Linked DNA regions of Mus musculus: region 2 is linked to region 1. A link is a contact called in ENCODE Hi-C or POLR2A ChIA-PET data. All regions are on one chromosome and are shown on one strand. Each heading gives the region's core, a stretch centred on a gene start or an enhancer-like site at or near the end of the contact. The rest is flanking DNA. Distances are from core to core; before and after follow the strand shown. Region 1 holds the start of Zfp655 (zinc finger protein 655). Region 2 holds the start of Bud31 (BUD31 homolog).

Region 1 (2,700 bases), core at 61-2,560:
TGTCAGGTATAGACCACCACATAGGCTACCACACCTGTTGTGGGCAGTTTTTTTTTCCCTTAAGATTTATTTTTATTTTGTGTGTGTATGTGTGTGCATATGTGTGCACTGTGCCAAATGTGTGACAGGAGCCCAAGAGAGACCATCCAACCCTCTGGATTTGGAGTTACACTGGTTGTGAGCCACCGTGGGAACTAGGAACTGAGCTCCGGTCCTTTGCAAGAACAGTTAGGGCTTTTACTTGGTAAGCCATTTCTCCAAGCCAAATAATTTTTTATATGTGTATCCTTTGCCTGCATGCATATATGTTCACCTGGGGTGGTCAGCGTCTCCCATGGTCAGAGGGCATTAGATCCACCTCTAGAACCTAGTGACAGGGTTGTTAGCCACAGTTTGAGTTCTGGGAACTTAGCGAACCTTTGTACTCTGGAAGTGCAACAGTGCTCTTCAACACTGAGCCACGTCTTCAGCCCTTGGGCAGTATTTTAAAATATTTGATTTATGTAGCAGTTGTTCCTAATACTAGATAATTATAAGATTGTAAATTACAAGATTCTGAGCTTCACTAATTTCCAGGGGAACAAAATTATGGGAGTCTTGGCTTTGCATCTACTATTGCAAAAATAGTTGAGATAATCAAGCTTGAGGAGAGATTTTTGTGTCACAGTTTCAAACAGTTCTCAGTTAAACTTGCTCCCTTTGTGTCTACAGTGAAGCTGCACACAGCGAAGAACTCCTGTTGGAAGAAGTTGCTCACCTCATGGTAGGCAAAGAATCAAACATGAAGGAAAGGGTGGGACTCAAAGTAGGGCCTGACAGGAAAATCTTGGTGACCTTGGGCGAATCCTCTTGGGGAAAACGTTTGTCCCTTCCAGGCAGGGCAACACCTAGTATGTCCCTTTCTGTGGGCAATTTGGGGTCAGGCACTTCCTAGGAGAAATAAAGCCGGACCAAACCAGTATTAGACACGAGGGTGGTATTTCATCTTCTGCTTAGGAATCCTCCTGCACGCTCTTGCGGCCCGGGAGGAGTCGGGAGTTCTTTCCCAACCTCTGTCGCCCTCCTGGTGTAAGATGCGCCCTAATCAGCAGGGAGGGCTGTGCGACCTCGAGAAAGCGAAGCACAACAGCAACTAAGGCCTTATCTAGCGATGCTGCGGACCCCACCCACGAGACCGCATCCCGTGTCCGTCAGCTGACAGCTCGACCCGGGACACCCTCACCCCTGCTCTTCATCCGGGAACCTCACCCGGGACCGCCCTCCCGTGGACTTCCGTCGCCGGAAGTGACGTAAGGCGTCAGCCTTCTGGCAGTCGAGAGAGTGGCCCCGGACAGGCTGGTGCAGCTGAGCGAGGAGCGCCTCCGTGACGGGACAGTCTCCAGGCCCGCCTCTCCACCTGGGTGAGTCCCGGGGAACCGTTGTCGCGTCGCCGTGGGAGCGACCGCTTGTTTGGCCCGCGGGGCGGACGCGCAGGAGGCGCCGCGTGCGGGCTGACGGCTGTTCCCGGAGCTGGGGCGCGCGGAAGGCCGGGCTCGCGGCCCTGTTTTCCCCTCTTCCCGGGTTCGTCGCGGAGCCCGGGGAGCCGGGGTGGCCCCGTGGTGCGAACCCAGTGGCCGGGCCCGGGTGGCAGCTCGGTCTTGTGGCCCGCTTCGCCCTCTGGGGACCGAACCTTTGCCCAAGAGAGAGGTAGGCGGAGGGTGGCTCTGGGCGAGGCCTGCGGACGGGCCGGGAGCCTGGCGGAGGGCGGTGGACGGTGGACGGTGGACGGAACCCGGGCTCGTCCTTGGATCTGAAGGACACCAGGCTCCTCGCAGCCCTCCCTCGTGCTGCGCGCAGGTGGCTCGACCAGCCTGCCCTAAGGGTCTGTCTCCTAAGTGAGTTGTATCATTATTCATCGGGGCCCATTGAGTAATGCAGAACGGCCTTACCGCTTACCACATGATTCCTAAGGGGCCTGCTTTTGAGAAAAACAATGAGTAATCTTATCTGGCGTGTTTCACTGGGTCTCAGCTTGAGCCTCTAAATTACTTAGGACGCTCCATGGAAAGGTTTACGCAGTTGTACTGTGTTGAAAAAAATTCTTTTAATGGTAGCTATTTTGTTGTTGTTGTTGTTGTTGTTGTTTTGGTTTGGGTTTTTAAAAGACAGCTTTGAGGCTAACCTTGAACTTCTGAACCTCCTGTCTAAATCTTCCGAGAGCTGGGATTACACGCCCAGCGATACACACACACACACACACACACACACACATATATTTTAAACCACAGATTTGGGATTGTTCAGTAGAGTCTGAGTAATATCGAATTCTTACACCTTCCTGTTTGGGTTTTAAGTTTTGAAACCGAATGGTACTCATGTTTGTTTTTTTGTGAAGGGGGAGGTTGTTATGGATTGAAGGTAGGGCCTTGTGCATACTAGGAAGTACTCTACCCTTAAATTACAGGCATCTCCTGCTTCTGTGTTTTTCTTTTTGTTTATTTTGGTAACTTTTTAGGTTTTAAACCCTTCTTGGGCCCTAATTACCATGCACTTTACTTAATTACATTTAGAGAAACTTAAGTCTGTGGACTGTGACAACTAAAATCTAGTGGGGCTGGGTTTCTAGACAGGGTTTCTTTCTGAGGCACTGGCTGTCTTGGAATGTAGATCAGGTTAGCTCCAAACTCGTGTCTACCTGCTTCTGCCTCACCAGTGCTGGAA
Region 2 (2,700 bases), core at 106-2,605, 91 kb before region 1:
AGCTGCCAACATTTACTGAACATCTGTTCTGTGCTGGGAGCTAGCCAGGCCCTTAGAGCGATTTATTCTGCCACCGTAACTCCTGTCCGCCTGTCTCCTACTCATCCAACTAAGCCTTATTAATACCCCTGTAGTTCAGATGAAGAAAACGAACTGGAAAAGTTTTGTTTGAGGCCACAGACTTAAGATGTGATATATCTGGTATTCAAACCCCTGATTCTAAGGGGTGAAACCAATGTACGATGGGAAACACTTGTTTTCTTGGTCTCTACACACAGTAATAGCTGAACATTTAGGGGCTGCGGGGCACTGGGCTGAGTACGTGGGCTACCTAGTTTATGCCTCTCTCATAACAGGAGGAAAATATAATCAATGTCCCCCACCCCAACCCCCTTTTTGGAAACGACAAAACCGGGACACAAAGAAGTTAGGCGACTGGCTCAGAAGCACATCCTTAGTGGCTACGGTGCAAGGAGAGAATCAGAGCCAGGTCCCACATCATCAAGTCAAGGTCTTATTATGAGGCAGGCGTGGCTCCTCAAAAGCTCCACAAAAGCCACATTTTATGCTCGAGGCAGCCAGGCACCGCACCAGCGCGGGACGCGGTGACTCAGTCTCCGGCCAGCCAAATGGGAGGACAAACTTCAGATGCTCCGGAGGCTTGGCCGAGACTCCTGGGTCCTGCTCTCCTCAAGGACAAGGACCCAGCACCCGTGAGTCTCCTCAAAAATCCCCGACGGAGAGGCCCTCAACCACTGTGGTCCTCGGCTTCCCAGGCAGGACAATTGAGCGTCGAGGCCCACGCATGGCTGGGAGGCGACGGGGATGGCCTCCTTCAGCGCGGATCTCTTAGAGGCCCCAGACCCGCGGGCTGAGGGGTCCGCGGCAGCCCGCCTACGGCCGCCACTAGAGAAGCCACGCGAACCACGCGCGCCCACCCCCTCACCTCCTTTAGGCATCTCGGCTCCGGCGGCTGCAGCGGCGGCGGCGGCGCCTCGAACTGACACCGGAACCGGAAACTCCTTGGAATCGACTTCTTCCGCCCGGCTTGGTTCCCTCTCCGCGCGCCACTGACGCCGCCACCGCCGCCACGGCTGCGAGGATCTGGGACCTCACACCGAGGCCGGGCTGTCTTGGGAGGTGCCTGAATTCCTGACCAGAATATGTACTGCCAGGAATCCGCGTTCCCCGGTGTCCCTGTCCGAGGAGACACGTAGCCGTGTGGGCCACCCCTACAGGAAGTGAGAGGAAAAGGGCCGTACGGTTTACGGAATTCTACAAAGGCAGCGCCAGGGACACCTAAGATGACGCAATCTCCGCGCGAGGTGGGCGGGGCCCCGCGAGGGCCTTATTCTGAAGAGTTTGTCGCCGGAGCGGAAGCCGTCAATAAAGAAGCAGCGGCCTTAGGTGCTTGAGTTTCCGGTGAGTGTTTCTCTGCTCGGTTCTCGAGTACCGTATCTTTGGCAATGGTTACGGGCAGGAGAGCTGTGTGAGCTGCTTATGCGGCAGAGGCTGGAGTCTCCGATGACTTGCACAGGGGATGGTAAACTTGGGGCTCGCTCTTTCTCTCTCTGCGTGTGTGTTTTTTTCCCACGTCGTTTTCTCTTCCGGGACCGTTTTCTGTCTAAACACCGCTTTTTTTCTCAGATGCTGCTCTTGAGTTTTCTGCCACTGTCCCTTCCGTAACTTCGCTCTTGTTCACCCCTTTTCCCGCTCTTCTACGTCTGTAAACAGCCCAACACAACACCTCTTTCCTCCTGATCCGATCGCCTCTTCGTTTTACCTCTCCCCGGCCCCGAGAGCCTCTCGGGTTGAGTCCTCCTAGGTCAGGAGAAAGTGATTCTCTAATCAGGCTGTGCGCCCTGGGAAGGGCTCAGAGTCAATCTATCTTTTAACGTAAGCGCTGGAAAAACCAGAGCAAAGACCACTGATGGGGAAGTCAGGAGCCTCTAATCTGTTAGACTCACTGGTTGTCAGCAATGTGACCCTGAGTCCACGTCTTAAGAGTTTTATTCTTAATTTATTAAATTGTTAAGAAGGGGTGTGGGAATAGGGGATTGTAAAGTGTCAGTCACCATACAGTGGATGGGACTAAAGACAGTTTTGAGCAGATGAGTCTGTTATGCTGATAGGTTACTCTTTGCCAGCTAGAAAGCTTTATGCAATCGGAAGAAGAAGAAAACAGCGTTTCTATTTAGATTTTGACTGGCCTGCTTTGTTGTTCTAAAAAGAGAGATTTTTGGCGGCTATTTAACGTGTGTAATCTACTGCTTTTATTCTACAGATGAGACAGAAGACTGCAGAAGAAAAGTGATCTCCCCCAGAGTCACAGAATAGTTGGTAAATCTGGACAAGAACACAGCTTTGTAACTGTGAAGACCAAGAATTTTTTTTATATTACTCTCAATACCCAAAGGTATTGTGCATTCCTTCTTTCCTTCCTTCCTTCTTTCCTTTCTCTGTCTTTCTCTCTTGCCTTCTCTATTTCTCTCTCTCTCCCTCTTACTGTCTGTCTTCCTTCCTCTTTCTTCCTTTCTTTTCTTTATTTCTTGACAGGGTCTTATGTAGTCTAGATTGGGCACAAGCTCACCATATACCCAAAACTGGCCTTGAACTCTCAATCCTTCTGGCCCCACCTCACACATGCTTGGAGAATGCGTGTGTGTCACAGTTCCCTTCTAGGGAAGCTGAGTAGCTGTT

The links. A loop is a pair of places that touch in the nucleus more often than their neighbours do. ChIA-PET counts read pairs that join two places held with the same protein, here RNA polymerase II (POLR2A).
Region 2: a map of gastrocnemius shows a loop between it and region 1 (17-fold over the local background). The contact joins the promoter of Bud31 here to the promoter of Zfp655 in region 1. A Hi-C loop is called at or near these places in 1 of 37 maps with a recorded cell type or tissue (gastrocnemius). POLR2A ChIA-PET finds 5 or more read pairs at or near these places in 1 of 5 experiments (embryonic stem cell).

The regions. Positions count from the first base shown.
Region 1 is chr5:145,230,432-145,233,131 of GRCm38, forward strand. It overlaps Zfp655 (zinc finger protein 655), which reads left to right and starts at 1,311. Exons shown (of 4, transcript NM_028298.4): 1 at 1,311-1,400. It also overlaps Gm6287.
Region 2 is chr5:145,139,021-145,141,720 of GRCm38, forward strand. Bud31 (BUD31 homolog) reads left to right here and starts at 1,356. Exons shown (of 6, transcript NM_001310771.1): 1 at 1,356-1,422; 2 at 2,285-2,416. It overlaps Pdap1 (PDGFA associated protein 1), which reads right to left and starts at 1,005. Exons shown (of 6, transcript NM_001033313.4): 1 at 947-1,005. The coding sequence starts at 959.